2 separate regions of the Homo sapiens genome follow, and region 2 is linked to region 1. A link is a loop called in an ENCODE intact Hi-C map of the cell type or tissue named here. Cell type or tissue: GM12878. All regions are shown on one strand. Links, peaks and the distances in the headings refer to the core of each region. The heading gives the core; the rest is flanking DNA. Region 1 has its middle 47 kb from the start of LINC02325. Region 2 holds the start of LOC105370651 (a long non-coding RNA gene).

Evidence for each region. A loop is a pair of places that touch in the nucleus more often than their neighbours do. Peaks named below come from ENCODE experiments on the same cell type or tissue, not always from the same donor. Only the 100,000 strongest peaks of a DNase experiment are listed, where the experiment ranks them.
Region 2: a loop joins it to region 1, with 3 times the contacts of the local background. A loop is called at or near these places in 2 of 110 quality-filtered maps.

The regions. Positions count from the first base shown.
Region 1 is chr14:97,403,111-97,419,890 of GRCh38, forward strand. No RefSeq gene overlaps it. Among named protein-coding and RNA genes, the nearest start is that of LINC02325, 47 kb to the right of the region's middle. RefSeq lists enhancers at 1-984, 8,797-9,318. In GM12878, for the core only: a CTCF peak has its summit at 7,720; DNase peaks (open chromatin) are centred at 5,584, 5,731 and 6,060; H3K4me3 peaks cover 1,618 bases; H3K27ac peaks cover 3,613 bases.
Region 2 is chr14:97,698,049-97,714,828 of GRCh38, forward strand. LOC105370651 (a long non-coding RNA gene) reads left to right here and starts at 8,087. Exons shown (of 5, transcript XR_944186.4): 1 at 8,087-8,252; 2 at 9,745-9,927. RefSeq lists enhancers at 1-18, 14,274-15,473. In GM12878, for the core only: a CTCF peak has its summit at 9,834; DNase peaks (open chromatin) are centred at 5,173 and 9,753.

The DNA.
Region 1 (16,780 bases), core at 2,943-10,942:
AATCAGGAATTATGTCAAGGAGCGATTTCCCCATAGGAGCCTAAGTTGGGAAAGGTGATGGATGAGTAGTAGGTGGGGGCTTTGGGGTTGGGGTCAGGGAGTGGCCTTTCTTGCAGAGCCAATGGGTCAGGGACACTTGGAAACAAAACCAACCTCAACTTGTTTAGTTTCGCTGTTCCTAATGGTAACCTAAATTCTCAAAATGTTAAAAAAAAAAAAAAAAGAAAAAGATAGAAATATCTTCTAAGACTCATGCAAGCCTCGCTATGTTTTTATGAGTGGGAGAGGCAGGGCTAAAGCGTGATGAACAGTAGTGTTTTAAATTAACTTCTGAACTTTATATGAGCTGTAATGATCTGTTTATCTGTCTTCACCAGCCTCATAATGGCCAACTAGAGGGTCAAGACTTGAGCCTTTAACATCCCATTATGCATCTCAGAAAGACTTCTGCCCGGGTCATTATTGCTTAATTGTACCTTCTTCTTCTTTGAGTGACTTTATTAGGCCATAAGAGAAGCCTTAAGTAGCTCGTTGGTGATAGAGAGTCCCGCCCGTGCGACCGCTCCTGCCCTGATATTTACCGTGATGGGCAGGAACCGAGGATGTCTCCTGGCCGAGAGAAGCCAGTGGAGTCTAAATCCCTTTTGCAATTTGGTAGAAAAACTTGCTTTTGTGTTGTCTTGTTGGTTTTCAGCATGGCCATTTCTAGTGCCCTCTTTTAGGTTTTCCAGCTCCCATGAGATCTTCCTAAGTTTTTTCTATATATCCATTGCTTTCCTGGGTGGCGGGATGGTGTCTGGAACAAGGTCTGAATGGGTGATGTACATCATCACACCTGTCTGTGCCTCAGTTTCTCTACCTATAAAAGCAGGATAGTGACCCCTAATTTTTCTTTTCTGTAGGCCCTTCAGATGACTAAAAGAAATCACTGGTGGGAAAATGCTTTGCAAACCGTGGAATAAGACCTTGTGGGTTAAATTTTGATGAAGGTAAAAACAGCGTTGCCTCTTTTCTGTCGTCTGTGTGTTTATCCTCCCCTCCCCCAATAGTGGATGACAGTTCTGCCTTTTTCTACTTTCCTGGCACCTTTACCTTACAGCTTGCATGTCCAGCTCTTCCAGGTTGATTGCACCCCATTGATTACCCCATCGCATGTTTGACTGTCCTTCCCCATTGGACCCAGTGGTCCCCGAGGGCAAGGTTTGAGCCTCCCTCACCCCTGAATCCTCAGGGCCTGGCAGGGGCCTGGAGTTCACGATGTGCATGTTTCTGTGGTCACAGAGCAACCCACATGCTTTTGCGTATTTGATGTGGGGGAGCGAGATCAGGGAGATCTGGTCACCCTGGGGGCACCCACTCTGTGCAAGGCCCTTGGCTGGGTGGCTTACATCATTGTCCCCTTGTAAGTGATTTCTTTCATTTTGCAGAGGAGGAGACTATGCCTGAGGATGATGAAGCACCTTTTCCAGGGGTGAGCACCTCTGCGGCTCTCTTCTGAGCAACACCTTCATAGAGACAACTGCCTTCCAGCCTCCCCTGTGAGCATTTCTCACAGCCCCTAGAGATCATCCTGTCCAAAAGTGAGCAGGTGGTCTGTGCTGCCCATTACCTCCAACTTTTCCTGCCACCTTAAATGGGATCTCCATCCACCTGCATTTGTGGCAGGTTCTCCACCTTTGGTCCCCATTACAGGTGCACGAGTCCATCCACTTCTCACTGCCTGCCCAGAGGCCACCGTCAGTCACCTGAGCTCCAGATCTCTTTGCTTCCTCTCTTGCCACTCACTAATCTCTTACTCATACTGCAGTGATGTCTTCAGAGTATGCATCAGGTGAAGTCCCTTCCTTTCCCAAATAAAACTATTTGTAGGAGAGAAACCTACAGATTGCTCTCCCTGATATGTCTCCCATTCTAGCCTCCTCCCATGTCATCCTTCAACCTGTTAGCCAGCCTCGCTGGTCCTCTCTCCCTTCTCTGAAGGTGCCTTGTTTCTTTACAAATTGTGCTGTCCTTTGGCTGGGCACAGTGGCTCACACCAGTAATCCCAGCACTTTGGGAGGCTGAGGCAGGCAGATCACCTGAGGTCAGGAGTTTGAGACCAGCCTGGCCAACATGGTGAAACCCTGTCTCTACTAAAAATATAAAAATTAGCCGAGTGTGGTGGTCTGCACCTGTAGTCCCAGCTACTTGGGAGGCTGAGGCACAAGAATCACTTGAACCCGGGAGGTGGAGGTTGCAATGAGCCGAGATTGCACCACTGCACTCCAGCTTGGGTGATAGAGTGAGACTCTGTCTAAAAAAAAAAAAAAAAAAAATTGTCCTCTTCCCTGTTGCAGCTCTCCTGGCTCTTCAGGGTGATTTCTCCAGCAGCAATATTGGAATTATTAACAGGAAAGACTTTTTAAGCGTGATGCAAAATCCAGAAGCTCAAAAAGTAGATTGATGGATTTTTCTTTCTATAAATTTGTAACTCCTGTCTTGCAACCTATGTGATATATGTCAGACTAGTTTCTTTCATATGTAAAGAGCTTCTACAAATTGTTAATATTGCAAAACAATCCAATGGAAAAATACTGAAAGAACTTTAGTAGACAATTGGCAAAAAGGAAACAAATTACTATTTAAAATAGATTCTCAATTTGTTTGTAATAAGGAAAATGCAAATGGCAATGGGGGAATGGAAAAATGGACTTTGTAGATGTGGTATGTGTGAGTGGTCAGTTAGTGCATCGGCTTTGCAAAACGAATTGGGGGTTTGTGTCAAACTTGACATGATTCATACTCTTTAACCTGGCAGTTCCACTTTAGCACTTTAGCTTTTTGAGGTACTTACAGAAATTCACAAAAATGTGATTTTTGTGGCTTTGTTAGGATAGTGATTAATTGGAAATGATTTAACTTACATTTGTAGATTAAATAAAATGTCAAATATTCTTACAATGCAATGCCATGCAGCCACTAAAAGAAAGAAGCAGATGTATATATCTGCTGTCATGAAATGATCTCTAAGATGCATCTTTAATTAAAAAAAGAAAAGTACAGGCCAGGCACGGTGGCTCACGCCTATAATCCCAGTACTTTGGGAGGAAGAGGCGGGTGGATCACCTGAGGTCAGGAGTTGGAGACCAGCCTGGACAACATGGCGAAACCCCGTTTCTACTAAAAATATAAACATTAGCAGGGTGTGGTGGCACATGTCTGTAAACTCGGGAGGCTGAGGCAGGAGAATCGCTTGAGCCCAGGAGGCAGAGGTTGCAGTGAGCCGAGATCATGCCACTGCACTCCAGCCTGGGCAACAGAGAGCGACTCCGTCTCAAAAAAAAAAAATGTACAGAACAGTGTGCTCAATGTATTACCACTTATTAATGGGAAATGCTATTGCTTTTTGAAGGGAAAATGGTAGTGATAGGGTGCACTTCACTTTTGTACTGCCGACTTTTCTTTTAAACAATATATGTGATTTACCTGTTTAAACAAAAAAATTGGTATTAATTTTACAATAATATATTGAATGATGTAAATCTACATTTTGTATATATGTAGATGTATTTCTATAACTACATAAAATAATTTATCATTATATTATACACTGTACCTATAATAGGACATAACTGTGGCATGCTATGTTACAGGCTATGGTTATAGTATGACGTAGAGCTGTGGCTAATGTTATATACCATAGCCTAGTCATGACATATTGTAGGTACATATATATTAGTAATAACATAAATATATAAAAATAGTTATGCAAATATTTACATTTATATTCTGAACAGATAAAAACTGGAAGAAAATATAATGAAAAGTTAATTTTGGTTTCTCTGGGTGGTGAAACTATAAGTAGTTTTTTAAAACTTTTTTGTATATATATGTTTTAAAATTTGCATTGTAATTATTTGTGTATATGTGAGTATATATATGTGTATGTATGTATGTGTGTGTACACATATAATCAGCATAGATTATGTAGGCTGTTTAGTTTTCATGTGTAGTTTTCTTATTTCTGCCTGTTTTAAAAAAACTAATAATATAATTATACATAATTACATAAATATTCTGTTACATTTCTATCTGCCAAAGCAATTTCATATTAATTATTTCCTCTGGGTGCCCCATTGATCTGGAGATAGGCAGAATGTACATTAACACTACCATTTTACAGATGAGTAAACCGAGGTTCTGTCCAGTTCAATGGAAGGGTATGAGTCAGAGCCAGGGACTGTTGGCCAACTTGGTTTTAGGTTGATGATGGACTGGGTTCCAGGGAGCAGTAAGGGCTCTGGAGATCTGGAGACTGCCAGCCTCTCATTCCACATGTGCCCTGTTGCAAGGCCCTCGAAGCAACGCTGCCATTTCCAGGAGTACTGGGAGGAAGATAAAGGGATGTCCACAGTGGGCACATTAAGGATCTCTTGCTTTTTTCTTCTCTCCACTGCATTAATGTAGTTTTTAAAAATCATCATCATAGATCGGAAAATACATGAACGTATTGCATGTGAGTGTAATGAAAAACTGGAGAACACGCCAGTCTTTTTTTTTTTTTTTAATCTTTGTTGCATAGTTTTTTATCTTCTTTTTGTAAACAGAAAAAAAAAAAGCCTCGAGTCTCTGAAACAGCTTCCCATTCGACCTATGCAGGTCACATTTACATGTAGTTCTTAAACTGGTGGTTGAGCCTGCGTTTTGGCATTTACCCTTCCCAAATGCCTTGAGGAGGGAGCTTCATCTTTAGCCTCAGATCACGTCACTCTCGTGCTCAAAGCCGTCCGCTGGTTTGCATCTCACTGGGTGTAAAAGCCGAAGTCCTTGCCATGACCTTCGAGCTCCTGAGTGATCTCCCCCACCTCTGCCTCCCTCTGATTTGATCATTCTGCTCCAAACACATGTCCCCCCTGCTCTTCCTGAACACACCGAGCAGGCTCTGCCCCAGGCTTTGAACTTGCTTTTCCCTCTACTTGGATCTCTTTTCCCCTAGAGAGACAGGTGGCTTCTTCCCTTGCTGCTTTTTATCCTTACAGAAACCTCCCCTACCGTACGAGTGCTTTCTTAACCTCCATGTGCGTCATACTAACACATCACGCCACCCTGGGACTCCACAGGACTCCACATTTCCTTTAATGATTTATTTTTTCCCATAATGTGTATCCCCATGTGGCATGCTGTATATTATCTCCCGCCCCACCAATGGCTGGACTGGAAACCTCACGAGGACAGGGATGGTATCTTTTTTGCTCATTGCCAGCATGCAGGACCGTACAGAGGATGGAGGTAGTCAGTGATGCAAAACTGATTTTAAATTGTTTGGTGCTGTGCCAGAAGGAGTGATTATTCTCACTATGCGGCTTCCTCTGACCTCTGAACTCCTGCTGGAATGATCTGGACCGCTCAGTTTGGCATTTTAATTATATACTGTCTCATGTTACAACTTAAAGTGTTCTAATTTTACGTATTTGCTTATACGGTAAACATGTATTCAGCTTCACCTATGTATACCAAGCACCTCAGAAACCTGAAATCATTCCTTAAGACCAAAGAACAGATAACAGGCTGATAGCATGCTGATTTTGTTTTTTTATCTTCCACTTCCTACCTAGGACAGTGCAAGTAAAGAGTCAGCCCTCAAGAAAACAGAACAAAAAAGCAAGTCACTGGGCTGTGCACATTTAGTAAGCTCCACTGGTACCAAATGCTTGTAGGTTAATGAATTAGGAACATCAGTTTTCTTGGTGCAAATATGCTCCCAGCTTAGTTAAGAGGTTCTTCAGTTTGAATTTGTTTGGATGAAAACAAGATGGTTCCAAATTTCTGTGTAAATCTGAAACCAGACAAGTTTCACACAGTTGCACATTTCAAAAAAAAAAAAAAAAAAAAAGTTCTGCTCCCGTTTGGTAAGTATTCTGTGTATCTGAAAGGAGAAAAAAAAAAAAAAAACCTTGTAGTTTCCAATTGCAAAATGAGTCTTTATTTCCTCTCCAAAACCCTTTATGTGCCGTGAGTTGGTGAGTGTAAACCGGCTTCCTGGTGTGTGTGTGCAGCCCTGGGATGCCACAAGTCACATTTGTGACATGTCGGCTCTGGGAAATGCTGTGGAACCTGTCAGAACAATCCGTTCCACATAAATACAAAATGCTCTTTCTCACCCATGTCACCACGAACCTTTATTCAGGGCTTAAAACCCAGCTAGGCCTATATGAACAGCGTATGTTCGGAGCTTTTCCTACACACACAAACACGCACACACATACACACACATCTTTATCTTTCTGTCATTCTCTGCATTAACTACATTCTTAAAACCTGGAGGTATGCCAATCTTTTTTTTTTTTCAAAGAGGAAAAAAAATCAAAAGTTTTTGGTAATTGAAATTCATGACAAATTACAGACAGTTTTTTTCTTTCTTTTTTAGAACACCGTGTTCTTAGAAAAGTGTCTTCTTACTGAAATGAAAAAGCGTGGAAGCCGTGTGCGCCCGTGGACGTGGTTTTGTGACTCATGGCTGCCCTGGGCTGACAAGGACCAGTGTTTGATCTCTAAATCACGGGAAGACGAGTGTTGGATGTCAGGTGGTGGTGTGGTATCAGAGAAAATCGGTGGTCTTTTTGTTTTGCACCTGTGTTCTTTTGCTGTCGGCAAGGTGGGCCCAGGTAAAGCCAGCGTAGGTGAGCAAGGGGTCGCTGATTTTAATTGAGTAGTTATTCCAGTAACACCATCTATTCTGTTCACAGCCAAATGGGGTGGCCCCCTCCAATTTATCCCTCAGGCAGATTTCAAGAAAACGCTGTAGTCCAATATAATCGATGATTTCATATCCGAGAAAAGGTTTTTGTGTTTTTATTTTGTTCCAGTGTTTGCTTTAGGACTGATACTACCATTGCTTTTAATAAACTCCTTTGATACATTTTCTCCCCAGAAGAGACTTTTTTTGTTGTTGTTTTCAAGGTCACACAAAGAATATAACTTTGGTTTATTAATGGAAACCTTCTAGCTACTGGTTAATTCATTACTGCACAGTACAATTTTAAAAGTCACCAACAATGTGGTTCTTTGTCTTTAATTTCTTTGGATGTGTGGTTGTGTGTGTGCGTATGTCAGCACCTTTTTACCTTAAAGAGATACGCGAATCCCCATGAATTATTATACTTTCACTTGTTTTTGTGCCCACTTAAATTTATAGGTAAATATGTGTAAATTTGGGAAAAATATACTTTTTCCACTGTTCGAATTTCTTTCCTCAGAACTTTCCTAAGACTATAAAACTACAGCAGAGATGCTGGGGGCGCTGGGATCTGGGTGAGAGAATTGAGGCATGCACCTTGGGTGCAAAATTTAATGGAGTGCCAAAAAGGCAGTAATTAAGAAAAATGATAATTGGATGCAATGTTTAAAAAAATAAAATGAATGCACCAAAATTCACAATGAACAAAAAATTCAGATTTTAAATAAAGGCAGGATCTGATCCTGTCCACTGATTTTTAGAAGAGTGAGATGTATGTGCAGGCTTCTGATATCTCAAAGACAATTTTGGGAAACATCTTGCACAGAATCTATCATCACGGATTTTTATTTTAGGAGAAGATGTTACCTATCACCACGAGGGTAAGTTTTGACAACCGAATTTCTCCCCCTTTGCTCTTGCGGTTACTCCACAGACATTTGAGCATTCCGCGACAAAACTGTTTTCCAGTCCTGGACAAATACTTTTTATTTCTGAAAGCATCTCGCAGGGGGAGCTAGGGAGTAACACACTGCTCAAAGACGCTCTTTATAAAGGGACTTTCTGTGTCGTTTCTGGATTTTGATAGCAACTTTTGAGTAGGGCCGAGCAGCCTTTGCAGGAATGGGTGGATGGCGGCTAAGGTCATTGTCAAGGACTTGGGATCAATTAGTATGCAGATCAGAGCCAAGGAGTTCAAAGGTATTGTTCCAATTCAATCACATTAGCCAGGGCAGAGATGAACAAACAGCACGACCTTAATCACCAAGCCTTACCCATTCACTGGGTGTGTGTGTGTGTGTGAGAGAGAGAGAGAGAGACACACTAAGATCTGGCCAACCATGTGAAGATATGAGAAAGCTGACCCCCAAGCCTTATTATTTATAAAATATAATATGTACATTTCCTTCCGTGTATATTTGAGGGAGAACTTAATTGAAGGTGAACAAACTGGCTCTGTATTTCAATGCATGCCTTCACACATACACAGACACATTAAATGCCTTGCAAAAAACCAAAATCTCACTAGTATAATGCCAAGGTAAGTTCTTTTCCCTCTTACTTGCAGACAAGCCTATTCAAAATGTGCACAATTCTTTCAAGTCCCCCAAGTGAGAGGACGTGAAATTCCACATTCTAAAATACAGTATCTGCAGTCTAAATATACCTTTCAACTGTGTGGTTAGAGCTAACATGGAGATAAATGAGGAAATTTTGAATTTTTAAAACATCACAGGAAGAAGGATTTTTTCCCCCTTCTCTCTCTTCTCAAAGGAAAACCCAATTATTTTCCTGATTTGCCGATGTGATGCATTGGAATGTGGGCAAACCAGTGGCCGCTACTCATTGCCTGTGTCCTTAAAACATACAGCACGGAAGAGTAGGGACACAGATGCATAGTGTAAATACGCGGGTTCCATCTATAATTATATCTACAGCACACATGAGATACTTTTATGGTTTGGGTGGAAATGAGGAACGACAAGGGGATTAGCCTTTGACAAAATGTGACATTTAAGCAGGTTCACCTGGTTCTGGAACCCTTTGCCCTCCGAGTCGCTGTTTATCTGCGTTCACATGTAAGTTTGCTGCATCAATCTGGATAAACATTTGCTAAACCCAACAATGACTTCTATTGGAGTGGATTACCCCGGGAAGCTGTAGGCTGCACTGGGGGAGAATTCCGCCTCGGTATCTTCATTTCCATCTAAAATCAAACATGATCCGGTAACTAAGGTTTTCCGAATCCAGTCTCTGCCCCCACCTCCGGCCCTGGGAAGACAGTTAATCATAGCTGGCGAAGATGAAAGACGCGCAGGGAAACGCAACTCTAGCAGGCAAAGCTGCACCCCAGGGGGTCATGAATGCTGGGGGAGGAACCATGATTCCTTGATGCAATAACATATTGAGACACTTTCGGCTTTACACTCGCTATCAAGTAAATATAGGATATCTCACCCATGAAGGGTGATTATTGCTCCTGAAAGGAGGAAACGACTTATTAAGGTCTTGTTCAGGAGCAAAAGAAAGATAAGAATCATTATTAATAGAGAGAAACAATCTGGGATTTTCCCTATAAAAATGTATTTCCCCTTAAGACTATTTTGGCAGTGGGGTTATTATTATTATCATTATTATTCATATTGGTCTGAAATTGACTGTGCTTTCAAAGCAGTCCTAATAAGTAGAGGTTTCAAAAGATAACTTTTCCCATTGCATCTCCCGTCACATATTGTTAGTAGCGCTTTTATCTGTAATGCAAATAAAGACATTTTAAAATGTAAATCTGTTACCCAGTCCCATAAAAATATTCATTCACTGTTTGGTATTTTATTTGAAAATATTAAGCCACTAAAACAAAACAAAACAAAACACACGATCCTTAAAACCAAACGTTTACCCAATTATTCACAGAGGCATCATTTCTCCTTTGATCCTACTATTGTGATGTTTTCCCTGAATTTTGGTTCAAGACAGACATTTTCCTCTTCTTTTTTCTTTCCCCTAAACAAGGTCATAGATTTTTTTCCCCCTAAATGAAGACCAGAGCCCCCAGTGCAGGATTAAGTAAGTCCTTACAGTGTTATAAAAGTGAGTGCTTCTTTCCTATAATAAAAGGTGTTTAAAAGGTTCGCTACAGCTTTAAACAGAATTACAATTTACTTCTTTCAAGTGTCCAGGCCATAAATTCTTCTCAATTCCCTCTCTCTCTCCTTGTCGGAATTAATGAGATCAGATCTGATCAGGGCGCTGATGTGTTCAGCGCCAAATCACACAACAGCGCGCGCACCGTAATGGAATTTGCATCTAATGCATACATAAATCAAACATCTTTCTGGACATTTTCATATGCATAATGTCATTTCATCCAGTTCTCTCTGTGCAGAGGGGGAGATTTTTCTCTCTGAGAGAATGACTTTCTTTAATGCTTTCATTTTATTTTCGCTGACTGCAGTCCGGGAGAATGCGCTCGGTCGGAGAATCTTTCGGGGCGCGGTTGACAGTTCTTTTTCCAAGAGGGGTCCTTCACATTTATCATGCCTCTTCCTCGGGGGCTTTGTTATGCAAATGTGGCTGAAATTGATAATTCCAAAGTGCTTCATTTCGGCTCCTCGGCGGTTGGAGATGGTAGATAAAAAGAAACTGACAAGACACACTGATTGCCCTCAATGCATGTAACTCTCTTGCTAACAAGGCTGGATATTGTTAAAAATTCCTATTGTTATGAGGGTGGCGCTCCCATTATGCAGGCCTTGCAAATTTCTGATTTGAATATTAACCCTTTAATCACCCCACCCCACAGACCCCTCCAAAAAAAAAACAAAAAAAACACACAATTGCCATCAAATGGCTTCAGAACCCCAAACATCAAATTATTCTTCTATTATAGTGAACAGCTGGGGTACACTGAAAACACTTCATTAATCATTTGTTCCCAAGGTAAACTTTACATTTATTTTCAAATACAAAGAAAAGGGGTTATCTTAAGCAAAGGGGAGCCTCCCCCCAAGTTCTAAGTAAAGATGTTGGAACGGCATCGCCCTGAGTTTGCACAAAGGGCTGGAAATTGATAATTGAGAACAACAGTTTGTAAAAGGAACCTGGCCTCTCCCCCGGCCCCTGCTCCTCGTCGGCAAATGGAAAGATCAGTATTTTCACTTGGCCATGCTTCCGCTTTTCCGTTCAGACTAAAGAAGGCCTCAGGGAGGGGATATGTGTCTGCCGTCACCAGAGTTAAGTTTATTTTACCTGTTTGACCAGACGAAGGGAAAAAAAAATCTCCCAGCGTCCTTCTCTTAGTAGAGAGGGGATGCAGAAATCTGAATACCATTTCCAGGGAAGAATTACAAATTGAGGCAGCTCTGGGCATTAGCATACCAATTAGGTGCTGGCAGCAAACTGGGATTCTAAGGAGGTGCTGCGGGCCTTGGGCTGCGGCTGCTACGGGGTCAAAACACCAGGAGCTCAGAAGAACGTGGTTATTTCTGCTCAAAATCAAGGCCTGGTCCTTCCAAATACCAAGACCAGAATCTGGACTGGAAGGCCTCCTGTTTCTAAACATACACATGCACAATTACAATTTCCCAGAAAGTGATCAGACCCATTCATAGCGTCTCTGAATGAAAAACAGAAACTTAACAGGAATTCGCCTGTCAGCTAATTAGAATTTAGCGACTAGAATTTCTTAGCAGCTTTCCCATGGTGGCTGCATCTCCAGAAATGTCCACCAGGTAATTGGCCTCGCTGTTAAACCTTGGAACCACTTAGAATTATGTTTTCTTTTGAAAATGTTGCTAGGTTAGGGAAAGAAAACCTGCAGGTTGGTGAATTATGCTTAATGTTTTTTTCTCTCAAATGAAGCTCCTGAGCTTGGAAAAGAAAGCATCACGGGGCTTAGAGGCTAGAATTGCCTTGATGGTGTGCTGTGCCCGACGCCCATCAGAGGCTGCATCAAAGGGCTTCACCTTCTCAGTTCTGCAGCCGCGCAGAGCAGTACCTGCCAAATTATGGCAAATAAAAGAGGCGCCAGATCCAACAGACCTCTCTTACCTGCTGCACTAAAGAGGTGGTGCTCTGTCTGGCTGTTTGTGAAGTGCTGCCTTCCGTCCACACGCTTGGGGCTGTCGTCCAGACACACGTGGAAACACATGCAGAGGGGCACACAGATAGGGTCACTGCAAACGTTCTCAGGGATGACAAAGCCACTCACAGACCCTCTGCACACATGACCCAGGTGACTGCCGAAGAGACCTGGTCTCTCTCCTTGGCAGCCTTCACGTGCATGTCAGTCCAGGTACGAAGGCAAATTACACCACTCTAAAAGATTTTTAAAAAATGCATTGGTTTGTGTAGAAGCAGATTTTGATAAATGGTGAAGTTAGGGGATCATTCTCATATTTATAGTGGCCATTGGGCCCACGAACTTGTCTCCTGTCTTCATTATATGTTTTTGATATTTACGCTAGCTGCTAATCTCAGGAGCTCGGCCACATTTTCATAATTAAGATTGCAGCCCACACTCCCTAAACTTAGTGTGAGTCATTAAATCAGCAGGTTATAGTCAAAGTTGCAGTCAAAACAATGCTTATTCATTAATATCTGTTATGCTAATCAGCACCAATAAATGTGAAGGTAGCTAAGCGCTTACTCCTCCCCTGAAGAATCAACTAGCTTTTAGAAGCTTACACTTTCCTAGGAAAAGAGAAGCCTTATCTTTAGTTCACAAGAAGCTTTTAGGATGCAAGATTTAAAGATGTGTCTCTATGTATTTAATGTCTATTTTATTTTCAATTACACTTTGCGGTGAATCTGAATACCTAACGTTATCTATAGATTGCATGATATCGCTGGGCACTTGAAAGTGAGTTTTTCTGAGTCTATTTGATTTGTGAGTATTTTTTTTTCATCTGCTGGCAGAATGGTGCTCCCCACTCTCCACCCCAGGTTCTTCTTAAAAGGAAAACTTGGTAGTTTGTTCCCATCCGTGCACTGACTAATGCTCAGCAGGCACCGGGTGGTAATGACCTAGGGAAGGGGGTGTAGGCACAGGCTAGGATGTGGGCATCCTGGGTCTTCACAGCCTCTGCCAGGATGAGGGGCCTGGGATGCTGCTTTGTGTGCACAGAGGAAAGGTGTAGGAATGCCCGTGCTCGCTGGCATTTAATTTACCAGTTGCCTCTGTGCTGGGGCTTTGGCAGATTCTGCTGGAATCTGAAAGACAGGCTGTCATACCGAGGGCCTGCTGCCGACTCTGAAATTGAGAAACTTGGCAGATATGCAAACAGTAACTGGGTTTGAGTTGTTTTGATTACAAGTTAAACAGAGAGTCATTGGCAGGGCCAACGTATATCTGCCGAGGTTCTCACTCTCTCTCTCTCTTCTCCCCTTTCTTTCTCTTCTTTCATTTTCTTTCTTCCTCTTGGCCAAGTGCGTGAAAGTAGCTGGTAATTTCTGCAGAATCCAGTAACACCTTGGCTTTGCAGAGCTGGGATATTGTGAGAGAAGGAGAAAGGGTCAGTCTCTCTCCCTTTGGACTTACTTTATGTTGTGTTGGAAATGAGGCTGGCCATATAAAATTTAGCCCTGAATTCCAAGCCTTCAACACATTCAAAATTTCCCCTCTGGGTGGTTTACAAGGACAGAGCCCCATTATTCTTTCTAAATTTTGCATTATTTAGAGATGTATGGAAAAACATGCATGAAGAAAACATTTGAGAAAGCCTTTTAAAAATAAGTCATGCTTCCAATATTTGCCCAGAGAGAAATAGAAAGAGAGAAGATCTGCTTTCGCTGTGCTGTTTCTCTTTGGTTTGATCCAGGTTTGGGCCCTCAGCACGTGTCTACCTAGTCGCACCCTGCATGTTTGGGACAGTGAGCATTTACTCTTACCGGAGTAAAGTCAAGTCTTGCCTCCCTGGTGACCATGTGTAGGGGAAAAACGAAATAAAGAAAAGAAAAGTAAGAAATCTCAACTGGTATCACACAGGTGAATTAAAGGCAGCTGGCCTTTTAACCACATTTCCCCATTGTCAAAGGCCTCTTTCCATTTCAGCCAGGGGTTTGCACAATGCTCCATTCTGGACTGAGCTGCTCTTGCAATTTTAAGGTGAAATTTGTCAGTTTTGGAAAGAGGGCAAGGACAACATCTAACTGTCACTGCCATTGTCTTAAGCTGGCTGGCTGGAGGCAGATTTCCAAGAGGCTGTTTCACGTGGCAAAAAACACATTCGATTTATAGAAATGAGACTCTTTTCTTTCCCCCACAAGTAGAAAGCTGAAACTCTGAACACCCTGACAGAGTTCTTGGAAAGAGCCCAAATATATCAAATCAGACTTAAAAAAAAATCCACCAATTTGACCACAAAAATACTTTATTGAAAAATGTAAAAAAAAAAAAAAAAAAAGGCCAGGAAAACACACCACCTCACTGGGCTCAATAATGTGTCCCTAAAGAAACTGAGTTCTGAAAGGGCCTCATTTGGACAAAGTTAATTACTGCACAATAATTGCATTTTAAATTCAGTTTCTTTCTAGAAGCAGTGAATTTTAAAGCTCATGATTAGGGAAAAAAGTAAGTTCCTCTACCTACAACTTGTTAATTGCCTTTGTCAAAAACTGATGTCCCAAGACTTCCTCTCCCCTTGAAGAAATAGAACTTCTGAGTTGGTGGCAACACAGTCTCTGCAGACAGGGCTGAGTTTGCAGCTTCTGCTCTGAAGAGCTCAGCACTGCACATGCCCACCAGGCCAGGTGGACTCCCAGCATCATGCTAGAGCCCCGTTCATGTGCCGCATGGACTGGGGGCAGAAAGGCAAAGGACAATCACTTTAGTTGAGCATCTCCTCTTAGTCACTCTTTTCTACATGAACTCTGGTTTCATTCTCCTCGGAACTCTGTGCATTGATACTCCCGTGTTTGTGGGTTTTATAAAACTATTTTTATTGTGGTAAAACATGTAGCATACAATTTGCCATCTTAACCATTTTTAAGTGTACAACTTGGTGTTATTAAGTAAATTTATAATGTTGTGTAACTATCAACGGTACCTATCTCCAGAATTTTTCATCAGCGCAAACAGAAATTGTACATCTCATTAAGCAGTAACTCCCTAGTCTCCTTTCCTTGCAGCCTCTGGTGGCCTCTGGTCTCTCTGTCTCTGTGAGTTTGCCTGTACTTCATGGTGAGTGGAATCACACAGCTCTGTTCTTTGGGTCTGGCTTATTTTACTTAGCATAATGTTTTCGAGTTTCAACCACGTCACTGCCTATGTCAGAATTCCGCTTGTTCTCGTGGCTGAGTAATATTCCGTTGCGTGGTAGACCACATTTTATCTGTCCACCAGCTGATGGACACTTGAACTGTGCCTATCTTTTGGCTACTGTGCTGCTATGAACACTGGTGTACAAGTGTCCGCTTGGGTCCCTGTTTTCAGCTCTTTAGGGTCTATTCAGAGGAGTGGAATTTCTGGGTCCTGTGTTTAACTTTTTGAGGAATGTGAGATTATATTTACAGAAAAGGGCACAGGGGCACAGAAAAGTTTAATAACTGGTCTATTCTGTATAAGTAGCCAGTTGCAGAACTAAGATGTTGAGCCAGAGTGTGAATTCAGTATCTGTTTTCCATCCTACTTGCTTCCCAAAGTTAAAACCTTCATTCCTGACCCTCGAGAGGACACTTGTCAGCTGTAAGGTGAAAAGCTGACCCTTGAACCTGCTGTCTTGTGACAGCTGCATCAATGGTCTACAAATTCCCCTCCTCCATTTAGGCAAACTGTGGGGCCTCCTTGAACCTCCAGTTATCTGCAACAAGGGTAAGAGGATGTCCTGCTGATATGGTGGCATGTATATATTATATACAGACTGAGTGACACGCACTGAGTTTTAAATAAGTAGTATGCGGCCGGGCGCGGTGGCTCACGCCTGTAATCCCAGCACTTTGGGAGGCTGAGGCAGGCGGATCACGGGGTCAGGAGATGGAGACCACCCTGGCTAACACGGTGAAACCCCGTCTCTACTAAAAATACAAAAAATTAGCCGGGGTGGTGGCGGGCGCCTGTAGTCCCAGCTACTCGGGAGGCTGAGGAAGGAGAATGGCGTGAACCCGGGAGGCGGAGCTTGCAGTGAGCCGATATCGCGCCACTGCACTCCAGCCTGGGCGACAGAGCGAGACTCCGTCTCAATAAATAAATAAATAAATAAATTAATTAATTAATTAATTAATTAAAAAAATAGAAAAAATAAAAAATAAATAAGGGGAAAGACCAAATTGACATCATTTATTGTTGGTTAGGGGAGTGGAAGGGGCGTATGAATACTGGTAAACTAAAATGACTGGGGACTGGGCGCGGTGGCTCACGCCTGTAATCCCAACACTTTGGGAGGTCAAAGTGGCATATCCCCTGAGGTCAGGAGTTCAAGACCAGCCTGACCAACATGGCGAAACCCTGTCCCTACTAAAAACACAAAAATTAGCTGGGCGAGGTGGCGTGCGCCTGTAGTCCCAGCTACTCAGGAGTCTCAGGCAGGAGAATCTCTTGAACCAGGGAGGTGGAGGTTGCAGTGAGCCGAGACCCTGCTACTCCATTCCGGCCTGGGCAACAAGAGCAAAACTCAGTCTCAAAAAAGTAAAAATAAATAAAAATAAATGATTGGGGATTTCCAATCCTCACTGCTGACTCCTTTTTCTAAGTCCCTGATGAAATTCTTCTTTCTTTTCTTTTTTTGAGATGGAGTCTGGCTCTGTCACCCAGGCTGGAATGCAGTAGTGCGGTCTCGGCACACTGCAACCTCCCTCTCCCGGGTTCAAGTGATTCTCCTGCCTCAGCCTCCTGAGTAGCTGGGATTACAGGTGCCCACCACTATGACGGCTAGTTTTTGTACTTTTAGTAGAGACGGGGTTTTACCATGTTGGCCAGGCTGGTCTCGAACTCCCGACCTCAGGTGATCTGCCCACCTAGGCCTTCCAAAGTGCTGGGACTACAGGCGTGAGCCACCTTGCCCGGCCTGAAACTCTTCTCTCTAATGAGCACAAATCCCAGAGGCTCCTGAAAACATCCACTGTTCCACT
Region 2 (16,780 bases), core at 5,035-13,034, 300 kb after region 1:
GTTCTCCTTTCCTGCTGGTAAGACCTAAGAATTCCCTGAGCTCCCATTCATCCTTTAAGCTTGACCCTACCCTGTCCTTCCCATTCTAAACACCACACAGTGTGCTTCCCTGTCCAGTCACCTTCACAGTGCTCTCACTCTTTTCATTTACAACCCTTACCTTCCCATGAGATGACCTTGTCATTTGCCATTTTGTTGGATTGTATTTCCATCTACACCACTAGTGTGTGAGGCATGGTGATATGAAGCTAGTCCAGAGATCAGGTCCCTGCCCTCAGCCGTCTTATAGTCTAGTTAAGGAAAGCAAAGGGCATCTGTTCACTGTGCAAACTGTCCCAAGGCACTGCCCCTCTCTGAGCCTTACATTTTCTGCCTCTCTCAGGAGAGGCTAGGCCACTTGATTAAAGGGGTTGTTCCTGCTTTAAAGACCCATGACTCTGGAGTTGCGGCTTCCCTTAATGTTCCTGGAAGAGCAGACAAGACCAATTTGTGATACCTGAATCTGATTAATGTGGGAACAGTTAACATTGGGAGGAAAGTATCCCCCCACTGCTTCTTCCCTTTCCCCTCCAGGCAGCTTTTATGTTTCTGGGCTTTTATCCCATTATCCCAGCCTCATTTTATTAGTACCACCTGGAGAGGAGCCTGCGCCCCACCAGACACCGGAGCAAATGCAGAGAGTCAGCTCCCCAGGTTTTGTTAGCCTTAGTGCTCTATTTACACACTTCTGGGCCACACCTCTCCTCTCCCTGCTGTTAATCTGGGAAGAAAATCTTTGCCACTGGCCTGGATACCAGGAAAGGAAGAACTTGCTGAAGCCACTTGAAAACTGAATCCACTTTTTAGTTCTTCCTAGCCTAGTGGAATCAGACTGAGGTTTTCAAAACAACTGTATTCTGTCCAAAGAACGAGCATAAAGAAAATAGACAGAACTGAAAGGAAGGAGAGGTTTGGCTGACTTGATCCAGGTGGCTGATCCTAGTCTGCCGGTGACTCCTGATGACTCCTGGCCTTTACCTGTGCTCTACCCCATCAGACAAAAACCTGAACGCATTCCAGTCCTCAAATATGGCATTCTCTCTCTCCTTCCTGAAGCTCTTCACATGGGCCTTTTTACCTGGAAAACACTTGGTTGTACCAACTTCGACATTTCTCCAGAGGTAATATCCTCCAGGCTGTTTATCCTGACCTCTCAAGCTTCAGTGATATGTCTACATCTACCTTCCTATGATATTCAAGTATGAATCTTGACACTTGGCCTGCAGTAATGAAGTTCAGCTATGCATGCTGGTACTTTCTACTGTCTGCAGGGGAGGAGTTATGACCAGTAAATGAGAAGGTCAAACACAGGGTAACAAGGCAGTGCTAGAAGGAACCTAGGGAGCTTTGGGAGCTCAGGGAAAGGGTTATTTACCCAGGTATGGGCACCACGAAAGACTCCTCAGAGAAGAGGCTTAAAAGATGAGTAGAAAGATAAGGAGATTGGAAAAGGTCTTCTAAGAAAAGAAGACACTATGTGCAAAAGTTTAACAGTGAGAAAAAAATGGTGTGAGGTTAAGAGGATTGTATCAGTTAGCTTTTGCTGAGTAACAAGTCACCCTGATACTTAATGACGTAAAAAACAAAAACCACTTACTTGGATCACAGTTTTGCTGGTCAGCAACCTGAGATGAGCTCAGATTTGGAATGGGTAGTTCTGCTAATTTAAGCCAGACTTAGCTGATCTTGGCTGGGCCTCACTCATGCATCTGAAGACAGGTGCTAGGTTTTCTGGAAACTGGCTGCTGTCAGATGCAGTGCCTCTTATCTTCTCAACATGGCAACCAATCATCCAGCAGTTTATCTCAGGCTTTCTTATTTTCTGACTTATCAGGGTTGTAAAAGAGAAATCAGAGCCTATATGTTTTTTTTGAGGTCTGAACTCAGAATCTGTCCAGCACCAAGTTTTGCTACATTGTACTGGGCAAAGCAAGTATCCCGGATTCCAAGTAGAATATATTGGCTGTGTGCCCGTGTTTTCTGTGTGTCTTCTGCAGAGAATTCCATTCCATGCAGAACGGCCATCTTTATGCAATCTTCTTTGGGGTGTAAGCCTGGAGAAGCAATCCACAACCATATTATGAGAAGATTTATGAAGTCTACTAAAGTTTGGATTTTCCTTCAGGATAAAGGGAAAATTTGTTAAGTATTTTTAACAAGAAATGAAAGACATCAAGATGTACACAATTTGGAAGTTGCTCCCTGGGTACTCTTCTGTTGGTGTGAAAAAGACTACTACTTGCCTAAGTAGACCCAGAGAACTCATCTGCCTCTGGATTCCCAGGGCTGCAATTCACCAACCCTTGGTCTAAACAGAGTTAGTAGGCATGTGAAGAATTTATTAAGCACCAGCATGAAGGTAGGCATAGAGATCCATAGAACTGAGATGAAAATCCAGAAATGGACCCTTGCATTTGTGGTCAATTGATTATTGGCATCAAGACCAGCCAATGGGGAAAGAATACTCTTTTTAACAAACAGTGCTGGTACAATGGGCCATCTGCATGCAAAAGAATGAAGTTGGACTCAGTCACATGTTTTACACAAACATTAACTCAAAATGGAAATAAACATAAATGCAAGAGTAACACTATAAAACGCTTAGAAGAAAACATAAGCATAGTTCTTCATGACCATACACAGGGCAACAGTGCCGTCAATATGGTATGGAAAGCACAAGTGAGCAAAGAAAAAAAAGATAAACTGGTCTCATTCAAATGGAAAACTTTTGTGCCACTAAGTGAAGATTGAAAAAAGTGAAAGATTAACCCACAGAATGAGAGAAACTATTTGCTAAGAGATACTTGAAAATATTGACAAGGGTCTTACATCCACAATATATAAAGAACTCTTACAAGTCAGCAATAGAAAGGCAGACTAATACTCCAGTTTAAAAAAGTGGGCAGAATATTTAAATAGAAATTTCTCCTAAGGAGATCGATCAATAGCCAATAAGCACAGAAAAGCTGTTCAACACTACTAGTCTTTGGGAAAACGCAAATTAAGACCATAAGTATCACTTCGCACCCATTAGGATGGCTAGAATAAAAAAGACAGTAACCTCTGTTGGTAAGAGTATGCAGACATTGCTGGTGTGAATGCAAAATGTCACGGCTACTTTCGGACATAGTTTGGCAGTTCCTCAAAAAGGTAAACATAGAGTTACCAAGAGTCTGCAACTCCACTCCTAGGTATTCCCAAGAAAAGTAAAAACAAATGTCCACAGAAAAGCTTATATGAGAATGTTCATAGCAGCATTACCCATAATAGCCCCCAAATGGAAACAACACAAATAACCATTAACTAATAAATGGATATATTAAATGTTATATAGTCAACCAAGTGGAATATTATTTGGCAATAAAAAGGAATGAAATATGATATGATATGGATGAACTTTGAAAACATCACGCTAAGTAAAAGAAGCTACATATCTCATGATTCTGTTTATATGAAATGATCAGAATTGGCAAATTTATAGAGCTAGAAGGTAGATCAGTGGTGTGTAGGGCTGGGGTGAGGGTGGAGAAATGGGGGAAATGAGAATTGATGGCTAATACATTTGGGAGTACTACTTTTAGTAGGGGAAAACATTCTAAAATTAGATTGTGGCAATGATTACACAAACTTGTGAACATACTAAAAATCACTGAATTGTGTGCTTTAAATAAGATGAGTTATGTGGTAAATAAATTATATGTTAATAAATCTTTTAAAAAATTACTCATCACTAAATTAAGACATATTAGAGAAACTGTAGCAGAAGCAATGGCAATGCCTACCTAAATATAAAAGGGGTGTTGAGAAAAAGGAAAAGGAAATATTTGCAGAGGTGCCCAGGTCTCACTTAAGGACATCTGAAGGTTGATGGTGCCAGGTACATAGACCAGAAGGCTTGCCATAGATTATTTGCTGCTTCTGGGATGACTCACAGTGGCCAAAGTCTTCATATGATCCATACTGTGTGACCAGGTCTCCTGAGTAACTTTTCTTCTTAATCACGTTACAGAGAGATTCCTGGCAGATCTCGAACAGGCTGTTGTGAATCTGCACGCAGGTTGCACACTGTGCAACTTGAGTGGCTCAGTTTCATCACAGTCCTGCAAAGTCAGGCCCCTGAAGATGCAGAGCATCCAGCCTGCCCGGCCATTTGCTGTGGCCCTGGCTATGCATCCATCTGCAGGCCAGTAACTTTGTTGATGTCTAACTGATTTTCAGAGGTTGCTCCTAAGAGGGATTTCTCTCAGGTCTCAAAAAGAGAAAAAAAGTATCTGCTTTTCCTGATTTAGTCTGTTCTTAGCTGGTAAACTCTTAGAGTATTTAACTGATTATGATTGTTTGGGCCCCTGAGAAGGCCACAAGTTAAATTTGCAGTTTTCTTTTAGTAATTTTCTAAAACTTTGGACAATGTTTCTCAAACCATAGTGTAAATTGTCTGGAAATTGAAACATTAAAATATGCTGTTTGCATATCTGCCCTCAACTATGGCCATTTAGCAGGTCTAGAAACGGGCTAAGAATCTACGTTTTGGCCAGACAGCAGGTGATTCAGATACAGGGGGTAAATAGATGACAAATTTAGATACCTCCCCTCATGGTAAGCCCTTTTATCATTTAATTCTTCCTTGTTCTATCTTATCTATTTTTTTTATCATTGTTCCTTTCAACAGATGTGTGTGTATGCTTACTTACAATTTGTTATTTTCATTTTAAATCAAGTTGTTTTTGTAAATAATGCAGGCTATGAACTTATCAATTAATTAATTAGTATATGAAATTTGCACAGCATATTGCAGTTTCAAGGTGCTTGTGCAGGCATAATTTTCTTTCCTGTGACCCTCAAAGCAGCCTCCTGAATTCTGTATTGTTATTCTAGTCTAACACATTAAAAAAAAAAAAAACCGAGGTTTAGTGAAGTAACTTACAGGAACAAGAAAGTACTAACTTAAAAAACGAAAACAACTGAAAGGACTACCTGTGCGGCATGCCCAGTATGGGCACTCTATGATGCTGCAAAGATAGAGTTACAGGCATTTGCAGAAATGGGTCGAGTTTCCATCTCAGAAGGGAAGTGATCTTTCTAAAAATTTACCCACGAGAAAAAGCAGCCGATCTCAGCTCTGGTTTCAGACCGGAGATCAACAACCCTTTATCGGGTTGTTCAGGTGACCTCTCTTGGTCCAGCCTTGTTTCAACACATCTCCGGCATCTGAAACCACATTAGTTATCCCCTCCCCTACCACCTGGGCTCTGACCACAGTGGGAGCCTTACCGAATATCAGGGTGTTGAATATTCACAGCCAACCATGCGCATGCTCCTGTGGGGAGAGGACCTCCCCATGCCCAGGCCTCCTGGAACTGCAGGGCTTAGAGTTCGGACGGTGGATAGAAAGGGAAGGCACAGGGCAGCAGTGATTAGATCTGGTGCCTGGCAGACCTGCTAGGAAGCAGCAAAGTTCAGTGGGAAAAGCTAGGCAGCTCTTGGTCTAGATTCCAGCTTGATTTCTCAGACTGTAAAAATTCTCTTATGCAACTGACTTAATGTCTATAAAGCTTTAGATTCCTCACCTATAAAATAGGGTTTCTGATACCCACATCTAAGGTTCAAGTGATAAGCACATAAAGCAAAGTGTGTAGTCTGCCCCAGGTGTATCAGTCCTCACAATAAGTTAGATCATCTTTCTTTCCCTCCCTGTGTTTATTTAATTGGCTCCATGATTTGTTTCCCATTGCTGCCGTAACAAGTTAGCATGAACTTAGAAGCTTAAAATAACACAAATTTATGATCTTGCAGTCTGGAAGTTAGAAGCCCCAAATCAGGATGCCAACAGGCTGGCGTTCCTTCTGGAAGCTCTAGAGGAGAGATTGTTTCCTTCTCTTTTCTACCTTCTAGAGGCTGCTTGCATTCCTTGGCTCATGGCCACTTCCTTTATCTTCAAAGTACATCACTTCATCCTCTGCTTCTGTGGTCACGTCTTCTTCTCTGACTCTGACCCTCCTGCTTTCCTCTTATAAGGACCCTTGTGATTACATTGGGCTCATTCAGATAATCCAGGATAATCTCCCATCCCAAGACCCTTAATCTAATAACATATGCAAAATTATCTTTTGCCAGGTAAGGTGACGTATTCACAGGTTCCAGTCATTAGAATGGGAGCATCTTTGGGGGTCATTACTGAGTCTATTACGAAGGAAGGTCCAGAAGATGCCTCCATAAAAGCATGTCCTAAAGCCATGGCTAAGAAGATGATGGTGGAACATGAAACATGTTTGCTACAATAATTTAAGCCACATCTAAGAGAGATGTGGAGCCACAGGGCACTGTAAGAGCTTCCTGCATCCTCATAGGGTGTCCTAAATTAGAACACACTCAGATCTTTTCCTTCAAGCACTAACCCATGAAAATCCCTCTGAAAACTCCACCGCCATTTGTTCTTCAGTCTCTGCCAAGCTCCTCCAGTGATGACAATCCCCAGGTTTCCTAAGTTCAGCTTTACCTGTAAGAAATTCTTTCTAGATATGGAAAAGATCTCTCTGAAACCTGCTTAGGCTCTTTCATTCTGTCCCTGGAGCCACAAAGAAGAAAAACCCAGCCCCTTTGCCTTCAGAGATCTTTTCCTTTTGCAGACAGTGAGTGATTGTGAATGCCTCTTCCTGTTTACACTCTGGTAAGAGTTTACATCTCCATAATAAACATTCTAATTTTCTTAACTATTTCTTGTGTAAAACAGTTTGGAATTCCCCTTTCATCCTGGTTACTCTCCTCTGATGCATTCTATTTTTTAATGACTTATTGAAAAATTAAAAAAAATCAGACTGTAAAAATAATTTACATTCCCTTTTGAAATTTGAAACAACAAAGAAGAAAATCAGTTACCCATAAATCCATCACCAGTGAGAACCACTGAGTGTGTATTTTTTCCAGTCCTGGGATAGACCTGGATTATAATCTAACTGCTCTCACAGAGGCATTGTGTGACTGTGGCTCTCTCCTCCCACCCCCACTTTTTTCATCTCCAAGATAAGATGCTAGCTTTGAATTCTTTTTTCCCTCTATATATCTGTGAAAGTCATTTGTTTCAAATATTCACACTGGATTCTGGCTAGAATAGAAGAGCCTCGCTTATTATTAACTTTTTGAAAAGAATATTACTTCTGAAGGCCCAACTTATAAGAAAATGTATGATTTGTCCGTGGAGATGTCAGCCTGAATTCTGCTGAGTCATCTTATTACATTTCCACAGTCCTGGGTCTCAGTGTTACCCCATTGAGTGGATCTCACTCCAGTCCTTAGCACTGGGGTCTCCAACAGCCTTGGAATTTGTTTTCTGCCTTGTATCCATTTCCTCACAATTGCATCTCCCCAGAGCAGCTCCATGTTTATTAGACAGTCATGAGGAAATGGAGGCCTTCTCTGAGGAACAGAGAAGTAGGGGTTCAAATCTGGAACTCTGAGTGGCATGCGATGCCAATCTTTTCTTGGTAGTAAACAGCCTGTTTGTGAGAAATCAGACTTTACAAAGTCCTTTAATATACATCTCACTTGAACCTCACAACAACCCATTAGGTTATATCTTTATATAACCTTTTTTATAGAAAGAAAAGAAAGAAAGAAACCTAAACTTTCAGAGAGATTCAGAGAAGTGAATTTAAACTTTTTCAACCTCAATGCATAGTAAGATATGCATTTAACTACAATCCAGTCCAAATATATGCATGGAACGATAGACAGACAGACAAACTAGATACAGACACATAAACAGATAGAGAAATAGCCAGATACATATATAGGCAAAATGAGAAACAGAAGTTTTACCAAACATATTTACAGCTAGCTAGCTATGTGACAGATAAACTAAACAAAAGTTGCCCAAAACAACATTCCTTCCAAATGTGGGTGTTTAAATCTGATATTTTCTATTTTATAATATTCTGTTTTGTTGTTTTGAAACGCCAGTTGTACTCAGCTGATTTCATGAACCTCCAGCAGGTCATGACCATAGTGTGAAAACACTGGTGTTGAAACCCTAACCAAGAGTGCACAGCCCAGTGTACAGCAGAATGAGCCTCCTGTCACCAGCCCAGAGCTCTCAGACAGAATTGAGTTCCTGTACAGTAGGACTTTCCACTCATGTCTGTGGTCTAGGAGGAGATTGGGTTGGGCAAACACCAGGCACGATGGAGCAACCATTAACCCTGGAGTTGTGAAGACAGGTGAGGTGTCTGGGAAAAAGCAGGGAGGTGTCTGGGAAAAAGCAGGGAGGCTGGAATGCCACAGAAGTGGATTCTAACCCTCAGAGGCTGGCTTCACTGTTCAGGTCATCACTTCCTGCTCAGTCTCAGTCCCTAATAAATGAAATGTCTGCTCAGCAGCAATGTTGGAAGAATTAAATAAATTGAGTGGCTTATATGAAGCTTATGACCAGTGCTGTGAGCTCAACTGATCCTAGCCTCCTTTTTCTAAGGACATTCCATATATAGCATATTGCTGTAGTGGGGTGCTCTGAGGCAGGGCCCCAATATTTCTGAAATTCGGGGATCTGAAACATGGAAGCATATATTTCTTTTGGGTGGAGAGTGTTTGTTCCAGGTGAAGTCACACTGGAGATCCAGTTAAACATGCATTGCATAAGGTCAATATCTACCAAAGTTGTGTATGGGGGAAGACATGTAACCTTGGGAAAAATCCAGAATCTATGAAATTATTCGAGTGCTTAATGTTCCCACTAGGATGTTTAACATCTACTGAGTGAAGTGAAAGTCTGCCTTCCTAGGTCTCTAAGGACCACGTGGGGTCTGGCTGAGGCTTGGCATCAGGGCATAGCTGGCTCTTCACAGGGAGATGACCACAGCTGCCCAGGCCATGGTAGGCTGAGAATGAAGGAGGAGGAGCATAGGGACCTTTGTGAGGGCAGGAGGTTTCCGGGTAGAAAGAACAGTGCTAAGTCACTATTGAGGTTGAGGTGCTTCCTCTTTGGGTTGTAAATTCATTCTGCCCTTCCCACTCCCTCAGTGGGATCTGCAACCACAGCAGACCCATGAGGGAAGGAGCAGAGCCCAGTCTGTGCATGTGTGCATGTGTGTGAACATTGAAGTGAGTGGGAGATGGCCATGGTAGTACAGAGAAGTCACAAGAGAATCAGGGAAGAAGGATGGAGAAGGTCAAGCCTCTCCATCCTCGAGGTCAAGGTATGAGAGAGGCAAACAACCAGAGTGTCTGAGAAGGCAGAAGGATGGGTTTCAGTGAATCCTGTGGCATGAAGATTTAGGTTATTAACACGGGGATATGACGGAAGATGGCGCAAGGACAGCTCGGGAGTGAGTTTATGACTCCATGCTTCTGAGACCTGAGCATCCTGCTATGTTCCAGGCACAATGTCAACCCTCTCAGTCATTCATTTATGCCCTAGAATGAGCCTGTAGGCATGGTACTATTGTTATGCCTATTTTACAGTAAACAGAGACACAGAGAGATGAAGAAAATGGACCAAGTTAATAAGTGAAAAAAGGCAGAAATGAACCCAGTTGGGTTGGCTCTGCAGCTTGTCGTTGTAACTGCGATGCCCTGGTGCCTGTCTGTGCTCCGTGTTTCTACCCCACTGCAACTCAATGGGCAAACTGCAGAGACTCCAGTGGCTGTTAAAGTGCAGATACTCCTTTTAAAACTAACCACTTCCCTTTTGCTTTTGACTGAAACTCATTGCAGGACCACAAGCTGAGAGAGGGCAGCAATGGAAACCCAGCCAAACTATTAATGGAAGGCTGGGTCCCATTCTTTATTATCCTTCTGTGGTCTCGTCACCAGCAGGGTGAGCCAAAGCCGAGGGCAAGAACACGCTGGGTGACCTTCCACACCCCAAATGCAAGATCAAGTGCTGTGGAGAAGGAGGTAAGCTGTGGCTCTTCATTAAAGCAAATATCATTAGACATATGTTCAAGATAACAGAGTGTTTTGACCCCAGCAAGCATTTGAACTGCAGTGAAAATTCATTTTCCTTCTCTGAGGGTACAGGAAGCAGAGAATTTTTCCAGGACTAAAGCCACCATTATGAATACGTATTCCTCAATAATGAAACCTGTATTAATAATTGAATTAGTAATTCAACAAATATTTTGGCAGGCCTACTATGTTTTGGGTAGTGTGTGTGTGTGTGTGTGTGTGTGCGCATGCACACCTGCACAGGACATCTTTATAATTTGCTTCTCATCATGTTTTTTCTAGTAACTGCCCAGCTTGACTGTCCATATCTTTACTGTTATTTTAAAATCCACTTTAGTGGTAGAATGTTACTCTGTCCCCTGGCTGTTTTATTGGTCTCGTGTTGGTCATCCAACCCCAAATAAGCCAATCTAAGGCTTATCTAGGAAATTTTGAGACAGAAACTGGGAAATGGGGTACAGTTTTGTTGAGAAAGTCTGGAAGAGAGAAGGGATATGTGAAGACTTTGGCTGAAGTGTTGGCTACCACATTTCTTATCAAGTAGATATGAAAAACAAAAGGAGAGAGGGGAGGGGGCATGAAAGGATGGTGGGAGGGAAGGAGAGAGAGAGAGAGGGAGAGGAAATAAGGGACATGGACAAAAGCTGAGAGGGCCTGAAAGCACCTGACATGAGGATCTTTTTTCTATCCATTCGTGAAGACTACCAGTGTTCCTTTCTTAAGCTCCCTGTGACGTCTCATTATCTTCAGGATAAACTTCCCTTTTTGCTTCATTTATCTAAGTGGAGTTATCAATGCTGCTTCATTGACCTGACCACCAAAGTTGTACCCTAACAAGTCCTCATTAATCCCCACCCATATGCCACTGGCATGCTGGGCACTGAGAATGCCCAGAACTCAGATCCTGCTCCCAAAGCTTCCTAGTCTAGAGAAGGTGATGCTGTTCAGGGATATTAGTTAGCATATGGGGAAAGGATACTCTACTGGAAGACCTCTAGGAAGAGAAGAGTGAATCTTGAGCTGGGCCAGAGTCTGGAGGCCCCTCCCAGACCTCATGCTTCCACTGCGTCTTAGAGGATGTGTCCACTGTCAGCTCAAAGAATCTGTGCAGACCCAGAGGTGCGAAATAGGAAGGCATGAGTCAGTGAGCATGGCTTGGTTTGGCTGTATGGGGGAATTGATGGATTAAGAACGGGTTAGGGCAGGAAGAGAGGCTGGAAGGGAAGTTAGGGGCAGAGTAGGAAGGACCTTCTAGGCCAGTTTAAAGAGTGTGGGCTGGACCTTGGTAAAGCTTGTTAAGCAGGCCCTCCTGTAGAAGTTGCCAGTGATGGTCGCGTTCCATAGCAGACATTCCTGGAGAAAAGGGAAGTTCACTGTAGAACAGTATAGATATTTTCTATTGCCCTAGCTGGAATGAATATTTGATTTGTAGGTTTTCTAAAAGATTCATCTTGAAAAACTTATATAAATATCCTCTTCCTTCTTCTGCATTTGATAAACCAAAAATCTTCAAATTGAAGGATTCTTTATATTTTTTCAAACAGGTATAAACAGGAGAAAAAGCACTGGGTATAACAACCCACAAAAGGTGATGTAAGAATAAATAAGAAGTGAATAGTAATAGTAGCAGCAACAACCGTGGCTGAGTGTTGAGTGTCCGCCATGAGCCAGGGACAGCGCCAAGGGCTGTGTTCAAGAGAAAGGCACAGTAACAAAACCAACTGATGGGGACTGCGAGGGGAGGGGTGGAGAGAGGCTGCCCGGATGCACATCCTGGCTCTGCCCCTTGCTGACAATGTGGGCTTGCATATGTCACATTAGATGGGGGTGTCTATAATAATTTCCTCATAGGGCTGTCAGGAGGATTCAGTGCAATAATTCAAGTTCAGTGCCGGGGACACTGTTAGTGCTCAGGAAGTGTAAATTATTTGTTCCTTAAAATTAAGAAAAAGAGAAATGATTGATAGATAGATAGATAGGACAGAGATAGCTAGAGAGAGAGAGATAAACATTGATATATTTAAAAATACATCTCTCCATCATATTCCAATGCAACTGCAATTCTACACATTTCTTTCATTGCAAAATTCAGTGTGTTTATATGACATGAAATATCAGTTGTAGACCACCTGAGGGGGAAACCAAGAAGGAGAAAAGCTGACAGTGACTCTTCTTGACTGATATTAAGTCTAAAAATGCTGTGATTTATTGACTATTCTTAGTGAGTACAGATGGCTTTGATAAAATGACTTGTATTTTAGTTTATTACTTCAATGAATATATATTGGATAACATTTGGAAAAATAAAATGAATTTTAAAATGTACTTCTCATGTTAATATTTTAGGTATTTTTCTTCTCATTTCTTTTCATACAGTCATTTTACAAAGGATTGTGAATGCACACACACACACACAATTTTGTACCTTTCAATTCCATTTCATTGTTTGATATTCATTTAAAAACTTTGTATACTTTTGTAATAATATGTCAGATATCTGCATATTATGATTTTATATGGATGATACATGATTTACCTACTCTTTGCATTGGATATTTCTGTTGTTTCCAAATGGTAATGATTTTGAATAGACACATGTTCATACCATTAAGAATAACAGGAGATTGTGGTTAACCTACCCCAGTACATTTACAAACACTCAAACCCAGTCCTGGTATCACCAACATCAAAATTGTATTATATGAAGACAATTTTAGGGACAGCTGCAAACACCATAGCAATCCTTGTTTTTGTCCTCCTGAAGGAAGAGAGTACCTAGGCTCTAAGCCACACATATATAGGTTCAGAATCTGCTACTTTCTAGCTGTAGCCTTGGGCTGCTGCTTGACCTCTCTAAGCATTTCCTTTCTCAGCCATAAAACTATAAAATGTGAGTAATATTGCAACCCTCTCCAGGTGATTGTAAAGATTAAATCACATTCCTTTGATCCCTATGCATTCCAAATCCCACCTACATGATATTCATAGTGCTAATCAGGTGTGAGAGCTGAGTCCAAATCTGATTTCTTTCTGCAGACAGAAAACCTTACGCAGGCAGGAGTGATGTCTCCTTTGTACCTTTTGAACTTAGAACGATGACTGTCGTGTAACAGCCACTTGGTGAGCAGTTATTAAACAAATGACTGAGTATCCCCTCAATATGAAAACTTGAAAAAATTTAGTAATCGTTTGATCGTCTCAGGGAATGACACGGTCTTCATTTTCTATGTCCAACACTACAGTTATGCAGGCGACTGAACTTCTATTGCAGAATATTTTCCACTGGAATGTAATTGTATTTATGGAAATTATAATGTATGTTCAGCAAAACAAACCTCGATTCCATTGTCCTACGTGGAATAAGTCTAGAGAACAATAGACTTTCTTAGTGGAATGCACCCTCCCATACATTGCTACAAAATCACAAAGAAAAGGAAAAAAGGGAAAGTGATTTTCCCAACAAAGCGTCTCTACATGTGGGTGGTCAATGATGTTTACCTAAAATGGATTTGTGGCTGAAGAGAAAATTCTGATTTCCCGAAAGGTGAATCTCACTGATGTTGATTACAGAAATAAGTTGTACTGCTTGATGTAAAGGGAGGAAAAAGTAACTTTTTAATTTATCTCTGCCCTATCCAAACAAGGGCCAGGAAAGATTACATGTTTTCCTGTGATTCAGTTCTACAGAGGCAAGAGACTCTATCAATATTGAAGTTGTAAATACCGGAACATTAGATTTGCTTTCTGCCCATGAAAAGCAGATTTTGTTGCTTTTCTCTTCTCTCTGCTGACAACATGCATAAACAGTGGCCCAAAATGTGATTATTCCCTGTGGATGCCCAGGTCCTTCCTGTTGCCTCCCCTCCGCAGTTTGGGGGAAGGGTTGTCAACCCCCGTGAGATGCCGCAACCCGGAAGCAGGTCCTTGTTAATATTTTCCTCATGAAACTTTGAGCATTTAGGCAAAACCAACACAATCGCTTTTTCCCTCCAGATAAATAATTAGATCTCTGAGGCTGCTTATTATCAGAAGCCCCTTATATAAGGAGCAGAGTGATGGTTCTTTCATCATGTCATGTGAGTGGCTGTGACACACACTGGGCACATGTGTGTCCTGACCTGGGCTCCAACAGCATCTGTGGCAGGTAACCCTAGGGTTCCAGAAATAGACTCTGCAGACAGGCAGAATAGGGTGTGGGAAGCATCTTCGTCTCTGCGGAGCCATAGTCTCCTGGTCTGCTAACATCCACCATATGACCCTCTTCGCTGTCTTTTTGTGGGGCCTCAGTGCCATCAGGCTGGGCTGTGAGGACCCTTTTTCTAATCACACAACTCTATACTCACTATTTTCAAACCAAATAATTGGCAAACGTGATTGGTAAAGGCTGAGACCACAGAGCACTCTCTTGAAGTGTAAGTTCACCTTCTCATAAGGAATTTAGTAATTCACAAGCAAAGGGAAGTCAGTAGACAATGGAGAAGCAACTATCAGCCTGTTTCCATGCATTTTTTTCTTTTTACTTTTCAGTCAAAGGGCTTTGTATTATGTGCTAGTATCATTCATACTTAAGCTTCATCATGGCTCAAAACTTTCATCTCTTTTACCTGTTAAAAGGAAACAGTATCCTTTGTAATTTAAGTGATGTAATTTATGTGGAATTGCTGAGCAATGTTGGGGGAATAGTGGGTGCTTAAGAAATAGCAAGGAAAGTTGAATCTGAACATTTATTAATCTAAATGTCCCTTCAGATTACAAGGTTCTGGAGGGCAGAGACATTTCTGGACATGATTTATCAGGAAAGGAAGATGATAGAGTTCTTTCATCACAGCTGTGTTCTAATGAGATTCTGGGTACTTTCTACACATTAACTTAGTTCACCCTCTGAACCACTCAGCAAGGGAGGTTTTCATACCCCCAATTAAGGAGAAAACAAAATCAGAAAAGTTTCAAACTTGACCAAAGCCATGGAGCTAAGGAAGGGGATATAGCTGGGCTTAGAATTCAAGTGTGTCTGTCTTCAAAGCCTGTGTCTTCCCCCAATAGGTTAATAAAGCAAACATAAGGTGGGACTCTTAGCTCAAAGTTGGGACCCAGTGGTAAAAAGACTAACGAATGAGTCATACCTCCAGGTTGGATCCTAGCTCCACCATTTACTCTCTCTGTGACTCAGTTCCTATCTATAAAATTGGGATGACATCACCATTACGCTGCATTGCCTGTCATGCGTCAGGCGCTGTTCTAAGTGCTTACGTGTTCTGACTCATTTACTCCTCACCAAAACTCTAGGAAGTACATAGTGTGATTATTCCCATTTTACACATAAGGAAGCTGAGTCACAATCGACATTAAAAGTAAGTGTCCTACAGGTAAAAAATAGAATGTGTCTGAGCTTGGTTTGAAATCCCCGTAATAGGTCTTGTAGTCTACATTCAACTGCACCATTGTTTTTAGTAGCTGCCCCCACAGGACTGGCGTCTGGCTAAAATAATATGATGCTTAAAACTTCTTAGAACAATATATTGCCCATAGAGTCATTTGATTAACATAAACAATTATTTAGTATTGTTGCTACTATCATGATTGCTATGTCTGGAATATCCAATCCCTATAAAGCTCAAAGTAACTTCAGCAATGCAAGTTCAAGATAGATGGGCCAGGAGGTGCTGACTCTGAGTAAGTGAAGAAAAAGCATGATCCACAATGCTGCCAGAATGCTTCTAGGGATCAGCGTAAAATTTTTCTGCATTTTAAAATACATTTTTGAAATTTAACGATTTCAAACAATTCCATAAAAAGAATGTGTATAATTTCATTTTCAACTCCTAGGCAGAAAAGAATAAGCGTAAAGCTGTGGTCTAAAAAAATAGAAATCTGGCTACTCAATTACAGATAATTGCAACAAAAAATAAAGTTGATCAGTGTTTAAAGAAACAAGAAATGGCTGGGCATGTTGGCTCAAGCCTGTAATCCCAGCACTTTTGGGGGCTGAAGTGGGTGAATCGCTTGAGCCCAGGAGTTTGAGAACAGCCTGGGCAATACGATTAAACCCCGTCTTTACAAAAACAAAATACAAAAATTAGCCAGGCATGGTGCTGCACACCTGTAGTCTCAACTACTCAGGAGGCTGAGGTGGGAGGATCACCTGAGCCCAGGAGGTCAAGGCTGCAGTGAGCCATGATCATGCCACTGCACTTTAGGCTAGGTGACAGAGTGAGGTCCTATCAGAAAGAAGAAAGAGGGAGAAAGAGAGAGCAAGGGAGAGAGAGACAGAGAGAGAGAGGGAGAGAGAGAGAGAGAGAGAAACAAGAAAGCTGCATAAGTAGCTCTCTAATAGGCTCAGATATTTATAATAGCTTTTTCCCTTAAAATGTGTCAAGTAAAACTATTCCTTACATGTGCTTAAAAAGTCAAAGAATATAAGAATTTATGATACAAATCATCAGTCTCCAGGCTCTACTCATACCCTAATCCTCTAAATAAATCACTTTTACTGCTTTTTATTGTTGAATTGTTAAAGTAATGGGATTATTATACTCTTATTTCTCACTTTACCAATATCAGATATTTATTGATTTCATACCACGATAAAACACAATTTAGGTCACTTACATTAGTTCCAATGTACTTACATTACATTACATATTACATTACATTGTTTTAAAACTCAATGATTTTAACTCAGTTAATTTTATTGGTTAATTTTATTTTACTATTTTAGCTTATCTATTGTTTCCCATTGTAATTTTTTAAAGTGGACTCTGTTTTTTTTTTAGAGAAGTTTTAGGTTCACAACAAATATGTG